Regions from separate parts of the Homo sapiens genome. Here region 1 is linked to region 2. A link is an interaction called in ENCODE POLR2A ChIA-PET data of the cell type or tissue named here. Cell type or tissue: GM12878. All regions are shown on one strand. Each heading gives the region's core, and the rest is flanking DNA. Links, peaks and the distances in the headings are about the cores only. Region 1 overlaps STAT5B (signal transducer and activator of transcription 5B). Region 2 overlaps RETREG3 (reticulophagy regulator family member 3).

Region 1 (8,054 bases), core at 1,082-6,081, 390 kb before region 2:
CACTGCACCCAGCCAGTCACATATAGTTTATCTTAACTTTACCTGGTTACTGGGTGACCATCTGTGTTAGCCTGTTGCCTTTATCCCAAGGAAAATTACAAACTTCTCTTTTTTTGTTTTTTGTTTTTGAGACAGGGTCTTGATCTATTGCCCAGGCTGGAGTGCAGTGGTGCGATCATAGCTCACTGCAACCTCAACCTCCTGGGCTCAAGAGATCCTCCTGTCTCAGCCTCCCAAGGGACTGGAACTACAGGTACGCACCACTACGCTCAACTAATTTTATTTTTTGTAGAGACGAGAGAGCTCCCTATGTTGCCCAGGCTGGTGTGTTCTTGACCTAGGCTCTCAAAACACTAAAACCACTCCCTTTCTCCCCTTACTTGCCTCTGGATACCTTTGAGAAGAGAGCTACTACTTGCTGAGCACCTCTCTTCCCTTCACAGCTGAGCTTCTTTCAACAGGTCTGTTCTCACTCTGGCTAACTCACCTCACTTTCACGTTTTTTCTCGCTGAGATCTTGCATTTGCTTTTATTATTTATTTAAAGACAGGGTCTTGCTCTGTTGTCCAGGCTGGAGTTCAGTGGCCTGGTCACAGCTCATTGCAACCTTGAACTCCGGGGATCAAGCAATCCTCCTACCCCAGCCTCTGAGTGGCTAGGACTACAGGCATGTGCCACCACACCCAGCTAATTAAAAACATTTTTTTTTTTTTTTTGTAGAGACAGGGGGTCTTACTATGTTGCCCAGACTGGTCTGGAACTCCCGGTCTCAGCGATCCTCCTACCTTGGCCTTCCAAAGTGCTGGAATTACAGGTGTAAGCCACTAGACCTGGCCCAGTAACAGCTTTATTAGATATAATTCACACACCATACAAATCACCCATTTAGTGTACAATTCAAGATCTAGTATATCCAGAGATATGTGCAACCAACACCACAGATAATAACATTTTCCTTACCTCAAAAACAAACCCTGCAGAGTCTCTCTGAGCCTACTGTGCCTCAGGAGACTGCCCAATTCGTTAAATAAAATAAAATAAAATAAAATAAAATAAAATAAAATAAAATAAAATAAAAAACCCCAAACTCAGGCTGGGCGTGGTGGCTCACACCTATAATCCCAGCACTTTGGGAGGCCAAGGCAGGTGGATCACCTGAAGTCAGGAGTTCAAGACCAGCCTGGCCAACATGGCAAAACACTGTCTCTACTAAAAATACAAAAATTAGCAGGGTCTGGTGGCCGGCGCCTATAATCCCAGCTACTTGGGAGGCTGAGGTGGGAGAATCGCTTGAAACTGGGAGGCAGTGGTTGTAGTGAGCCGAGATGGCGCCACTGCACTCCAGTCTGGGTGACAGAGCGAGACTCTGTCTCAAGAAAAACAAACAAAAAAAAAAACAAAACAAAAAAACCCCCAAACCCTGTATCCTTTCACTATTACCTCCAAACTCCTTCCCAGCCTCTAGGCAACCTCAAATTTACTTTCTGTCTCCATAGATTTGCCTATCCTAGACATTTCCTATAAATGGCATCATATAATATGCGGTCTTTTGTACTTGGCTTCTTTTCTTTTTCCTCGCTCTGTCACCCAGGCTGGAGTGCAGTAGCATGATCACAGCTCAAGTGATCCTCCCACCTCAGCCTCCTGAGTAGGTGGGACTACAGGGGTGCACCACCACATCCAGCTAATTTTTGTATTTTTTTGTAGAGATGGGGTTTCACCGTGTTGTCCAAGCTGGTCTTGAACTGCTGCACTCAAGTGATCCCTCGCCTCAGCCTCCCAAAGTGCTGGAGTCCCAGTCATGAGCCACCGTGCCCGGCCTGGCTTCTTTCATCTAGCATGATATTGTCAAGGTTCATCCGTGACAACATCATGTCCTGTGTGTCAGCACTTCATTCCTTTTTATTGCCGTATATTCCATTGTACAGATATACCATAATACATTTTGTTTATTCATCAGTTGATGGACATTTGGGTTGTTTCTGCCCTTTGGCTATTATGCATAATGCTGTTATGAACATTTGTCACAAGTGTTTCTGTACATATATGTTCTCATGGTTCTTATGTAGATACCTACAAGTGGAATGGCTGGGTTTTTTGTTTTTTTTTAATTTGAGACAGAGTCTTGCTCTGTTGTCCAGGCTGGAATGCAATGGCATGATCTCGGCTCACTGCAATCTCTGCCTGCCGGGTTCAAGCGATTCTCCTGCCTCAGCCTCCCAAGTAGCTGGGATTACAGGCGCGTGCCACCACGCCCAGCTAATTTTTGTGTATTTTTAGTAGAGACGGGGTTTCATCATGTTGGCCAGACTGGTCTCGAACTCCCGACCTCAGGTGATCCACCTGCCTTGGCGTCCCAAAATGCTGGGATTACAGGCATGAGCCACCGTGCCCGGCCCTATTTGTTCCTTAAGAGCCAGCTCCAGGCTGGGCATGGTGGTTCACGCCTGTAATCCCAGCATTTTGGGAGGCCAAGGCAGGTGGATCACCTGAGGTCAGGAGGTCCAGACCAGCCTGGCCAACATGGTGAAACCCCGTCCCTACTAAAAATGCAAAAATTAGCCGGGAGTGGTGGCGCCTGTAATCCCAGCTACTCAATTAAAATAAAAAAATAAAATAAAAAAAAAGCTTGAGTTGCTCAGTGGCCTTCCTGCATGTTCTTTTGCATAATGACTTTGGGATGCCTTGATTGCAGCAGGAAGCGATATCCTAGCATAATCAGTTGTGGTAGCTGCCTTTCTCCAACTGTGAGCCTCTGCAGGGAAGGCACCATTTCTCATCCCACACACAACGCTGAACTCAGGGTCAGGTACTCTAAATGTGCTGAATCTTAAGGACAGGCTTTCAGCCGGGCGTAGTGGCTCACGCCTGTAATCCCAGCACTTTGGGAGGCTGAGGTGGGCAGATCATGAGGTCAGGAGATCGAGACCATCCTGGCTAACAAGCTTTCTGGAGTCAGGAGGCTAGGAGACCATCATTCTTATTTTCAAAACATCATATGAGCAGGAAGGTATGAAAGGCCCCATCTGCCATCAGAGCTAATGACGTGCCCTCTGAGGCAGCCAACTCCCAACCACCCAACCAGTTCCCTTTTTCAGGGTCACGCTGATGACTTGAAACTTTTCCGTGTTCAAGCTGCCCTCCCTTGGCATGTGACAGAAAAAAGTAAAAACAGGACTCAATACCATCCCTTCAGAGGAAGGCTTTATTGTAACATAAAATACACAACTTTGTGACTGTAACTCTGCATAGGATATATTTCTTTTTTTTGAGGCAGAGTCAAATTTGAGGCCCCAAATTGTACACAATACTTTTTTTTGGTGGCTAAATAACTAATCTGCCTTGACACTAAAATATGTATCTGAAATAATTTCACCAAGTTTTAAAAAGAAAAATTATAAAAAGTATACTTTCATTTTAAGTTATATTCGATTTTAGTCTCCCCCTACCCCCTAGAAAAAACCTGCACATCTCACACACGGAGCTGAAACTTTTGAGGACTTGTGTGTGTCTGGGAGTGGGTGAGAGGCTGATGGGGTCGAGACACACCACTACCTTTATCTTGTGGTTTGCAGGAACAAGGAGGAGAGAGAAGATAGAACGCAGAGAGCGAGCACACCTTTCATCAAAAATCTCCACTCTCTAGGCACAGCCTCGGTAACACCGAGGACAGCTCACAACTGGACAAGCAGGGAAACCCCAGCTCAGGGAAGCCACACTCATCAGCTCTCTTCCTCCCCAACCCAGTGCCAACTGCAAAGTGAGCCAGGACGGCCTGGCTGCTCTGTCCTCAGCAGGCCCTGGGGTGGGTCCACTCCCAACCTGAAAGTGTATCAAGTCTGACCCCCCAACCAGGGTTGCTGGAACAGAGAGCGAGGTCTCAGAGGCAGGTGCTGGTGAAGCATCTCTGGGAGACGGGCAGGGAGTGACTCTACGAGCCTGGATCCCTGAGCAGGCAGGCTCTCCTTCTCACCCTTCCCCGATGCACCCATCCTCATGGTTGGAATTTTCATCAAATCTTGAGGGGTAGGGAGGGGCTGAGTGGGATGCGGGTAGCCTGCTCCTCAGAGGCAGAGAGACTCTACTGCCTGGCATAGAAAAATAAATCAGTGTATGAAACCAAGCCAAGGCAAACGGCAGCTTTAAAAAAGTCATCTTCCAATAAATAATTTACTATAGAGGAATATTTTTAACGGCAAAACACTGATAAATTCAGAAGTTATTTTTGTAAAAAAAATATGTTTATTTACTCTCATGTATAAAAATAAGGTTTTTGGGGCCATCCTCTCCTGGGGGTGCCCATGCCCTTCTTTTGGAGAGGGGGCCGAGGGGTGACCTTTTAGGCCTTACCCGTAAGCTATTTTAATACACCTGCTCACCCCCCTCTTCCTCCACTACCTGCTGTAGCCCATTCCTTCCTTCTGGTGTAAAGCTACAGAAGAAGTCGTGGAACAAAATTATACCGAGGCTTTTTTTGTTTTGTTTTATACTTTTATCAAACTCCCCAGCAAACTTGCTGACTGCATTTCCACACATTACCAACACCTGCCAGGACTTCACAGCAGGGTGACCCGCTAAGCAAGCTGGCCTAGGTTCAGCCCACACTGCTGCTACCTACTCTTCAAGACATTAGGTGTGAACAGAGAAGGGGAATGAGGTGACCTGGGTTTGAATGACCCAGGGCCCAATGCACAAGAGAGAATTTTGATGTCAAATTAGGGTGGCAAGGAGAAAACAAAAAAGATCCAACTTAGAAACAGAACCATGATTCAACATTTGCAAAAAGCATCATCAATAAGCCTGAAGAAGGCCACGGACTGTGCATCCGCTGGCTCAGAGAAAGGCTGGGCAGCCGGAACAGCAGCTTCCTGGGTAACCAGGCAACAATCTCAGCGCCTGGGAGTCAGGGCTGCGCACTCCACTCTGGCCAGAACACAAACGGCATTGGCACTGTAAGCTCTCAGTTACGTGGCCCTCTTTTCTCTCCTCTATTTCTCCAAACATATGTGCACACCCAGAGGAACTGAGTGGCAATTCCAGGGTGCGGGCGGGCAGGAGGGGAGAGAGGACAAAGAGAGAATAAGATGAGCTAAATGTTTTGTGAAAAGCCACCGCCCATCCGAAAGCTTGTGACTTCCCTTGCCCCAACAATCTTTGTAGGTTGCCCCTTTTCCCATTCCTACCCAAGAACACAGGGGTGGGGGAGAGGGAAGGCTCTCTTTGTCAAAAAGCAGTTATCTACATTTCAGAAGAAAAGCAGAGACAATCACGGTTATATATCAATTGCTTGGCAGACAGAGTGACGAAGACTCACTGGAGCACATGTGCTTTCTCCTCCCTTTGTCCTTCTCTTATTCAAACAGCCACATGTCAAAGTCCAGCCACTCTTAAGACACATGGCCAACTTCCAGGCTTCACGAAACTCACTGCCTTTTTGCACAAAGTAAAAACCACCACAGCTTCTGTCTGTGGCCCCTCTGCTACAACTAAACTCTCAGACAGTGAGAGGGAGAAACACCATAACGTGCAAACACGCACACACACACACACACACACACACACACAAACACATACTCGCACTCCCTTCGCTGGTGCCACCATGCACAGAAACACTAAGGTCACAACTAGTATTAACACTTCACATTATGAGTATTGTTTCAAAAGAGAAGCGATTCATGGAATTAAAACATCCACAAGAGTGATTCCTCTGGTGAAGATGAAGAAGCTGAAGATGGAGAGGTCGCGGGGTCACGATTGTGCGTGCGGGATCCACTGACTGTCCATTGGCCGGCCCAGGAGCTCCTCCACACGCCGCGCTACGTCCATTGTGTCCTCCAGATCGAAGTCCCCATCGGTGTCAAGGACTGAGTCAGGGCTTGGGAGGGAAAGAAGAGGGATGAAGGGAAGGGGAAAGCCTGCCAGAGACCACCCCAAGCCCCACAGGCCACCAGGGGAGCAGTCTGAGCCAGCCTATGCCCTCAGCCTGGGGCTTCATGGGAAAAGAACAACCATTCAAACAGCTGGCTGTACAGCAACTCAGACTGAAATACCCTCCCCTGTTACCTCTCACACCGGCTGTCCAGACACATCACAACTCCACTCAGTCCTTAGAGCAAGAAAAATCTCCATATTGAGAGAGGGGAACAGATGACATTTGCCCAACCCGACTCTAAACCACCAATCACTTCTGGTCAAATCTCTCCCTCCCAAAGGCCAGAGCCCGGGCCAGGGCTGTGTGGTCTCAGACCTAGAGGAGCTCTGGATTCCTTTGACCCCAGCCCTCCAGGGGTCCAGCCTGGGGCCAAGCCCCCAGTTCCTCCCCTGTGGACCCCCACAAGAATGCCACCTACTTCTGTGGGTACATGTTATAGTGAGCCTGGGGACACACAGCTGGGGAGGGGGCCTGGTCCATGTACGTGGCGCTGCCGCCCCCGGCATCTGCAGATGCGTTCACAAACCTGCAGAAGGAAGAGAACAGAGCTTCAGCTGCCAGGGAGGCCAGGGCAGCTGACTTGGGGAGGGGACCAAGGGGTATCTTTGTCTTTCTCAGGGTGTAGAAGGACAAAGTGCCCCACTCGGCCCTGGGGCTCCAGCTACAGGAGTGGGGCCTCAGGTACTGGCATAGCATCACCAAGCCCAGGTCCTTCCCCAGGGCTGAGACAGTTTCCCCGGGGGAGCGGAAAGCTGGGCCAGGATAAGGATGGGAGGCAGGGTCTGGGGGAGGAGGAAAGAGGCAGAAGGAGAGCCACAGCCACCTGGACACTTACTCAGGGACCACTTGCTTGATCTGTGGCTTCACGTATCCATCAACAGCTTTAGCTGCCAAGGGAAGAATGTAGTAAATCAAAGTTCTCAAGTGAAACAAAAATGTGATCTTCCTTATGAATCACATCTTTTCTTAGGACAGAACACAACCACCTAACTTATCTAAGGATATGACACAAGCACTTAATATTTTTTTGTTTTGTTTTTTGAAACAGTCTCACTCTCTCATCCAGGCTGGAGTACGGTGGTGCAATCTCGGCTCACTGCAGCCTCCGCCTCCCAGGTTCAAATGATTCCGATGCCTCAGCCTCCTGAGTAGCTGGATTACAGGTACACCACCACACTTTGGCTAATTTTTGTATTTTTAGTAGAGATGGGGTTTCACCATGTCACCCAGGCTGTTTTCTAACTCCTGACCTCAAGTTATCTGCCCACCTTGGCCCCCCAAGGTGCTGGGATTACAGGCATAAGCCACCGCACTTGGCCAAGCATTTAATATTTCAATCTGTTAGGAAGACCTGGTAGAGGAGAAGGTCAGCACTAAAACTGAAATTCAAGATATCTTCCAAATTGGCTTGGATGTTTCAATAAATTCTTCAAACCATGGAAACTATGTACTTCAATACAAATCTAAGTCAAGCACTAATTGCATACTAATTAAAAAAAAAAAAACACCTTGAAAAGCTTAAAGTCCAAGATGCAGCAGAGAGACAGGATTTGTTCTACCTGACCCAGGGGATAAAATCAGGACCAGGAGGGGCAGGTCATAAGAGGACAAATGTTCAGTCATGCAGGGAAGAATGTTCTAAGTAGAACTGCCAGGAAAAGAAATGATTTATCTTAGGAAGGACTGATTTCCTTGTCACTGGAGGTTTTCTTTTTTTTCTTTTTTGACAGAGTCTTACTCTGTTGCCCACACTGGAGTGCAGTGGTGCGATCTCAGCTCACTGCAACCTCTGCCTTCTGGGTTCAAGTGATTCTCATGCTTCAGCCTCCCGAGTAGCTGGGATTACAGGTGCGCACCACCATGCCCAGCTACTTTTTATATTTTTGGTAGAGATGGGGTTTCTCCATGTTGGTCAGGCTGGTCTCGAACCCCTGACCTCAAGTGATCCACCCGCCTTGGCCTCCCAAAGTGCTGAGATTACAGGTGTGAGCCACGGTGCCTGGCCATCACCGGAGGTTTTCAAGCAGGAGGTGCATACACGTCAGGGATCTAATGGAAAGGCCTAGGCACTGGAGAGCCGCTGATCTGATCTGATGATGTCTGAGGTTCCTCTAACTCTGAG
Region 2 (8,054 bases), core at 1,538-6,537:
TAGCTCAGAAAACAGGAGAGGGGCAAGCACCAGTATCCCCTCTGTTCAGGGAAGCTAAGAGGCAACAGTCAGAGCCATTATCAACTGAGGTCAAAGGCTCCCCTCACCTTCAGAGCCTTCCGTTAGAGGTGTTTGGCCCCTTGAAAGATTGAATGTGCCATTGTCTGTACAGGAGACTTCAGCGTCTGAGTGCTCAGAGTCTGTGATGGCCAATTCCCTGGCAACAGTAGAATCGTCCAGCTTAGGAAAAGACCAACAAATGTGAGATAATGCCATCAGGAACCAGGTGTAGTCACCAGGTACAGCTTTACTAATCAGCTAGCATTAGTTATCCGAAGGCCATCAAATCAATGTAACCAGGGATAGATGGTAACTTCCCGTTGAAAACTCCCTCTCCCCTTTATTTTTTTTTTAATCAATACATGTGAAAGTAACAACAACAAAAAAAATCTTGACCCCTTTTAGGCTGCTCTCCCAAAGAAAACACTCATTCATAACCTCTTAAGCACAGGAAGAAAAGCAGTCTTGGGGGAGTCAATTACCCACTTACTTTAAGGCAAATAATTGATCCAGAGATAATTTTTCAAAGTGGTAGGAGGATACACATACTGCACAGACCCAAGGGTGAACTGGGCTGTTTAAAAGATGATCATACTAGCTCCAGAAGTTCTTCCATAATGGTAGGGTAAAAAGAGATACGGAAGAGCGGTGCTGGGCATCAGGCTCTAATTGAGACCTAGGTTGATTACAGGAATGATATGATAAAGAAAAAAATTGAGATCTAGGAACAAAGTCTCACTTCTCTCCTTGTCTTGGGAACAAGGGGAGTCTAAGGCCTCAAACCTGGTTATGGCCTAAATGTGAGCTGTCGGATGGTTAAAAGGTAGCTAAAGAAAACTGGACAGTGAAGCAGCTCCCACACTCAAGATACCTGAGGACAGAAGGCAGCAAGCTCCTCTTCGCTGTCACTGTGGTTGTCCATGGCTCGTTCTGGGTGGAGAGCTCTGCGGCGTACTGTGGGAAGAGCACAAAGTCTTGCTTGATACCTTCTCCCAGCGTAAAATCCCCTTTGGACTTTAAAGACATAAAATCAGAACACAAAACAAAGAGCCTCTCTGAATCTGGCTCTAAGCCTACATAATAATAACAGAAGGCTGAGCTGCTGAGCCTAAATGCAAGGTGAGTTGAAAACACTGGAGAAAATATCTCAGCTTCCAACATCCTCTCCACCAGACCCTACATATTTCTTTTTTCTTTTGAGATGGAGTTTTGTTCTTGTTGCCCAGGCTGGAGTGCAATGGCGCGATCTCGGCTCACTGCAACCTCTGCCTCTTGGATTCAAGCAATACTCCTGTCTCAGCCTCCTGAGTAGCTGAGATTACAGGTGCTCACCATCACACCTGGCTAATATTTGTATTTTTAGTAGAGACGGGGTTTCATCATATTGGTCAAGCTGGTCTCGAACTCCTGACCTAAGGTGATCCGCCCACCTCAGCCTCCAAAAGTGCTGGGATTACAAGTGTGAGCCACTGCGCCCGGCCTGGCACACATTTCTATTCTGGTCAGATGATCAAATACCAGGCTTTGTCAACAACTCTCTGGATGGCTAAAGGCAGACCTAATGTCAAGGTGTTAAGTGGACATGATCAAAGAGAGGGCAAAAGGAGATGCACACCTTGTTAAATCAGACTTTTGAGGACTGGTATTATTCAACTGGCTGCCCCAAGGGGACTTGGGCCTTGGTGACCAAGTGCAGGGCTCTTTGAAGGCCAGGCCTCCATAAAACACAAAACCTGACAAGACCACACAAGGGAGGGAAAAGTTTGTACTACCATCATTGTGTTGCATGGATCTCAGGCTAGTACACTTACAACCTCTGAGGCAGCAGTTTTTAATCACCTTTGGGAGGCAGCTTTTACTAGTGAAGAGACCAGGCTTAGGAGTTGAAAGGATCTGCTCTGGGCTCAGCACGGTGGCTCACACCTGTAATCCCAACACTTTGGAACGCCAAGGCAGGAGGATCGCTTGAGCCCAGGAGTTCAGGATCAGCCTGGGCAACATGAGACCCCATCTCTACAAAAAAATTTAAAAATCAGATAGATGTGGTGACACATGCCTGTAGTCCCAGCTACTGAAGGGTTTGGCGGGGCTGAGTAGAAGGATCACTTGAGCCTGGGAGGTCAAGGGTGCAGTGAGCCATGATCATGCCACTGCACTCCAGCCTGGGAAACAGAATGAGACCCTGTCTCAAAAAAAAAAAAAAAAAAAAAACAAACCACAAATACTAGGAATTTATCTTCACTGTCTAGCTTTTATTCAACTTGAAAGAGCTTTTATCAGATAGGTTTAAAACGGGAGCCTAGGATTACAAATGATAAAAACTGGCAAGCCTGCACAGGTTTCCCTAGAACAGAATATCATTTTTACCTATCAATCCTCACCCCCACCAACTACCCCCGACTTCCACTTTTGAGGACCCACCCAGTATGTCAGACCTATGGGCTTCTCCTTTTCGCCCCAAATTGCGTAAGTGGAAAGAATGACACCATGACACTTACATTGTCTCTCTCTCTGCTTGGACATCATGTAGCCACGGACACTGAAGTCTAGCCGCTGCAGAGCTGGCTTCAGCCGCACATATGCTCGATCCCACAGTCGGTGGTACACAGCAAGGGGCCACATCATGACAGTGACAACTGTGAGGAGGCATGGGAAACAGTGACAAAATGGAGAAGGGGCTGCAAAAAACATTCCCAACTGTAGCGCTGCTATTGGTCCTTAGGGCTTGGACACAAAGTGTGGAACAGATCTGCCCAAGTCTGCCAGTCATCTTCACCAGTCTCCCCTACACATGAAGGAGTCTTTGAGGGCAGGGACTTCTACAGCCACCCACAAAGCCTACTGCAGGGTTGTGCACAGCACAGTATGCTGCTGACAGGCCAAGGGCAGAACCTGGCAATGGGTGTCACTGAGCCATAAATGGAAATTACACAACAAATCATGCGAGGTTTTGATATACAAAAGCCACAGGCATAAGTACTTAGTTCTTCCAGCCCCAAGCAAGCTGAGTACATGCCAACAGGAAGTAACTAAATTTACAAAACTATGCTCCAAGTGGGAAAAAAGTACTCTGGCATAAATAGAACCTAGCAGAGAAACCCCTAAGAGTTATGTTCTGCTGACAATACCCTGGCTCTAAAAATTCTCTCCTTAAACAGGGACAGGCAGTCCTTTATAGTTGGTAATACCAACAATATATGTTAGTGGACCCTCATCAATTTCTGACTTGGTAAGAAATGAACTTTGTATGTGGAGAGCCTGCTAAAGAAGGATATTTTCATGACACTAAACAGGTCATGAAAATATGCAAAGGTCATATCCTAGAGAATTGAAATATAACAGTCCTCTCCCCACACCTAGAGTTAGCCATAGTTGGAAAGCTATGAGCAGGGTATACTTTGTAGGGGAGGTATATGTCATACTTACGCATCAAGTAGGACAGCAGAAGCCCAGGGACGTAGCGGCCCAAGACAGCCAAAAAGGTCAGTATCCCACAGCTCAGCAAGCAGAACTGGGGAATCAAGAAAGAGTATTAAGTTTCTGTCACATGGCAGGGGACTGGGGTGGGTGTGAAGGGTTAGGGTAGAGATATGACAGAAAGACTCTGTAAGTCAAGCATGGACGTGCAGCCACTGTTGCATCCAAAGGTGATTCTGTTTGGGAAGAAAAGGAGCATGTCCCCTTCTATTCAAACTCCTTTTACATGGCTAACCCCATAGGGCTGCACCTTTCCTGCCAAGAAATTGGTTTGAATAGGACTTAGCCAAAAATTCTCTCTGAAAGCAATGTTGGTGGTGGTTTTTTAAGTCAACAGAAACACACACAAAACCCAAAAAAACACAACAACCTATCACATATTTAATATGACACAGAATGTACACAAGAAAGCTTTCTTTCCTATCTTGAAGCAAGAAAACGGCCTCATCTAAGTGGCAACCACACCAAATGAGCAGTCACCAAGCTCCTGTGTTAGTCCTAATGGCTGGTCAGAAGGCCTTTCCTATAGCTTCCTTTTGTCTCTATGAACATCATAGTCTTTACTTTCTTGAATGAAGACACATAGTAAAGGAGCTGTTTCAGTTTAGCATGAACTGAACTGAGAGGCCAGAGATGAAAGTGAAAAAGGGAAGAGTCTTACCTTGCCTGGGTTTTGCTTTTTGAAAAGCAAAACATTCCTTATGAAAATGGTCCCACTAACCCAGACTTCAGCTACATGGTGGCAGAGCTCGGGCACGCTGAGCAACCGAGGGTGCACAAAGCCCCAGCTATGGGAGAGAGAAGGGGGAGCTGTGAAAGGAGGGTGTTGAGGGTCCCCCCATCTTGCTGTGCAGGCAGCCAGTGCTTCCGGTTTTAAATGGGGTTTGGGGAGTGACTAGGCCCAGGTGCTTTGGAGGTGAAGCATGACTTTCTTCTTGGCTCACCAGGTTGAAATCTGAATTTAGGTACAAGGAGGACAAACTTGTTCTGACAACTCCACCCTATGAGCAAGCAGCCCAATCCACGTGTGTAAACCTGTCCCCAGCTCCAAGGCCCTTTGTGCTTAGAAACGTTTTCTTCCTTGCACTCAGACCATTCCAATTCCCTGTGATTGCAATCCAGGGATAAAAGTGAGCATAGTCTGACTGACACCACTGCTGCTAAGGGGGAGGAAATGGTGGATGTGCCCCTTAGAAAGAAAATAAATAAAGCAAAACCAAAATAAACCACAGCAGAGAAAATTCTTTGGATCAAACAAATGGAGTGGATGAACTGAGAAATGAAAGCAGGAGCTGTAAGACACAAGAGGAATCTTTGGCTTTGACTTGCTGATGCCAGGAACCAATGTGTTTTCTGACCGGGAACTTTAAATAGCCAGAGGTCACAGAAAACACTAAATGACCTGGTATAAAAGCCAGGAGACAAATGAAGTTAGCTGCCTTTAAGTTTTCTCACTGGGACTGAATAATGCAGCTGATTCCCTGGCATGTCAGGTTATGGGGCACTGTAATGCTTCTTTTTCAGAAACTTCTCTTGTAAAGATCAGAGGACACAGGCCATCTCAACATATTGCTGCCTGAACTTTAGGATGTGTTAAAATGATCATTTGGAACAGCCTAGGTTCTCAGTTTACACTGTGTGTCCAGAACATGGGGTTAACAACATGTAACCAGAATATTACAAGAGAATGAATCAGAGCAACAAAAAGGGATTTAATTAGTGTTCCATACCTCTCATTGTCTAATGCGTCGGGTCTTGGCACTACAATATTAAAACAAACACCAGCATTAGTTGGTAGGGAAAACTAAACATGAAAATGTTAGGCTGTTGGTCTGACAGCTCAAGTTTTAATAGGTTGGGGAAAAGAAAACAGTAATAGCCGATAAAAAAGGAGACACTGTGTTATACTGCCAGTTAGGGAGCTGCAGACAAGGGAATAATCACTTATGCCTACTCATTTTTCGAGGGGAAGGAAGGGAGGTCCAAATGGACTATTTGAGCCCCCTTCTAATGACCTCAGCTGAAAGCCAAGGTGTACAAGAAAAATGGTCCATCTCACCCCTTGAGTGTGTCTGGGATACCCATACACATCAATCTGTGCCAGGCTACACAAGGTACGTTGTAACAACTCCAACCCTAGAAATCCACCTGTTGTGTTTATTTTTTTTGAGACAGAGTCTTCTCGCTCTGTTGCCCAGCCTGGAGTGCAGTGGCACGATCTTGGCTCACTGCAAGCTCCGCCTCCCATTCTTCTGCCTCAGCCTCCTGAGTAGCTGGGACTACAGGCACCCACCACAATGCCCGGCTAATTTTTTTTTTTTTTGGAGACAGGGTCTTGCTCTGTAGCCCAGGCTGGAGTGCAGTGGCGTGATCTCAGCTCACTCAGCCTCCCGAGTAACTGGGATTACAGGCACACGCCACCATACCTGGCTAATTTTTGTGTTTTTAGTAGAGATGGGGTTTCACCATGTTGGCCAGGCTGCTCTCGAACTCCTCCACCTCCCAAAGTGCTGGCATCACAGGCGTGAGCTACCGTACCCAGCCGAAATCTGCCTGTTCTCTTTATTTTTTTGAGACAGAATCTCACTCTGTCACCCAGGCTGGAATGCAGTGGCACGATCTTGGCTCACTACAACCTCCACCTCTGGTGTTCAAGCAATTCTCCTGCCTCAGCCTCCCAAGTAGCTGGGATTATAGGCACCTGCCACCACGCCTGGCTATTTTTGTGTTTTTAGTAGAGACAGGTTTTTGCTATGTTGGCCAGGCTGGTCTTGAACTCCTGACTTCAGGTGATCCACCCACCATAGCCTCCCTAAAGTGCTGGAATTACAGGTGTGAGCCACCACACCCAGCCTGCCTGTTCTCTTTAAAAAGAGACCCAGAGCTAGGTGTAGTGATGCTCACTTATAGTTCTGCCTCCTTGGGGGGCTGAGGCAGGAGGATCACTTGAGCCCAGGAGTTCAAGTCCATCCTGGGAAACACAGTGAGACCCTGTCTCTAACCAAAAAAAAAAAAAAATGGGGAGACCCATTATCTACCTGAATGATGTATAAGTCTTTTGAGATTCACCAGCCATTAGATAGGCAGATGAACTACACGATTCCTTGAAGTCTCTATAAAATATGATGGGCATGTATTTAAAACCTGTATACTCTGGTTTGAATATCTTGCCAACACTTCAAAATTAACCTGCCTAAAATCTACATCAGTTTTCCTCTCTCACCCCTTCAAACCAACTTTCCTGTCTGCCTTTGCCTGCTAAGTGTAATGCCATTCTGCCACTCTCTTAGCTTTAACCCCCATCCACTTATGTCTTTTATTATACATATATAACAATTATTATTTTCTGAGACAGGTGTCGCCCTGTTGTCTTGGCTGGAGTACAGTGGTGCGATCACGGCTCACTGCAGCCTCAACCTCCAGGGCTCAAGGGATCTTCCCACTTCAGCCTCCCAAGTAGCTGGGGACCACAGGTGCACACCACCATGCCTGGGTAATTTTTTTATTTTTTGTAGAGACAAGGTTTCGCCACGTTGTCCAGGCCGGTCTCAAATTCCTTGGCTCAAGCAATTCTCCTGCCTTGGCCTCCCAAAGTGCTGAGATCACAGGCATGATCCACTGCACCTGGCCCCAACTATTTATGTCTTGATCTTCCTTATTCACAGCTCTCCAGGCCATCCATCATTTGTATTCACTGAGGCCTCTCTGACTACTTCTCACAAAGACACTGCCACAGTCTCCTAACAGGTCATCCTGTTCCACTTTTCCTCCTTCCATGTGGTCCTAAAAATGCTACTAAATTAATCTTTATTATCGGCTGGGCGTGGTGGCCCACGCAGGTAATCCCAGCACTTTGGAAGGCCAAGGCACGCGGATCACTTGAGGTCAGGAGTTCAAGACCAGCCTGGCCAACATGGCGAAACCCCATTTCTACTAAAAATACCAAAAAAATTAGCTGGGCGTAGTGGTGCACGCCTGTCGTCCCAGCTACTCAGGAGACTGAGGCAGGAGAATCATCTGAACCTGGGAGGTGGAGGTTGCAGCGAGCCAAGATCGCGCCACTGCACTCCAGCCTGAGCAACAAAGTGAGATTCTGTCTCAAAAAAAATTTTTTTTACTTAGCTGGGTGTGGTGGTATGCACCTGTAGTCCCAGCTAATTGGGAGACTGAGGTGGGAGGATCACTTAAGCCCAGGGATTTGAGGTTGCAGTGAGCTATGATCATGCCACTGTACTCCAAAACCTGGACAACACAGTGAGACCTAGTTTGTTAAAAAATAAGAATAGGGCTGGGCGCGGTGACTCACGTCTGTAATCCCAGTACTTTGGAAGGCTGAGGCGGGCAGATCATCTGAGGTTGGGAGTTCAAGACCAGCCTGACCAACATGGAGAAACCCCATCTATAGAAAAAATACAAAAATTAGCTGGACATGGTGGCAAGTGCCTATAGTCCCAGCTGCTCAGGTGGCTAAGGTGGGAGAATTGCTGGAGCCCGGAAGGTTGAGGCCACAGTGAGCC

The links. Peaks named below come from ENCODE experiments on the same cell type or tissue, not always from the same donor. Only the 100,000 strongest peaks of a DNase experiment are listed, where the experiment ranks them.
Region 1: POLR2A ChIA-PET joins it to region 2 with 13 read pairs; 3 of 35 experiments call an interaction of 5 or more read pairs at or near these places.

The regions. Positions count from the first base shown.
Region 1 is chr17:42,195,990-42,204,043 of GRCh38, forward strand. It overlaps STAT5B (signal transducer and activator of transcription 5B), which reads right to left. Exons shown (of 19, transcript NM_012448.4): 17 at 6,768-6,819; 18 at 6,351-6,458; 19 at 3,188-5,875. The coding sequence ends at 5,749. Among named protein-coding and RNA genes, the nearest start is that of GHDC, 5.5 kb to the left of the region's middle. In GM12878, for the core only: no CTCF peak of the experiment used is centred there; no DNase peak of the experiment used is centred there.
Region 2 is chr17:42,582,567-42,590,620 of GRCh38, forward strand. It overlaps RETREG3 (reticulophagy regulator family member 3), which reads right to left. Exons shown (of 9, transcript NM_178126.4): 3 at 5,268-5,298; 4 at 4,199-4,325; 5 at 3,487-3,571; 6 at 2,559-2,696; 7 at 932-1,014; 8 at 108-240. Among named protein-coding and RNA genes, the nearest start is that of PSMC3IP, 8.9 kb to the left of the region's middle. In GM12878, for the core only: no CTCF peak of the experiment used is centred there; a DNase peak (open chromatin) is centred at 4,169; H3K4me3 peaks cover 1,370 bases; H3K27ac peaks cover 2,248 bases.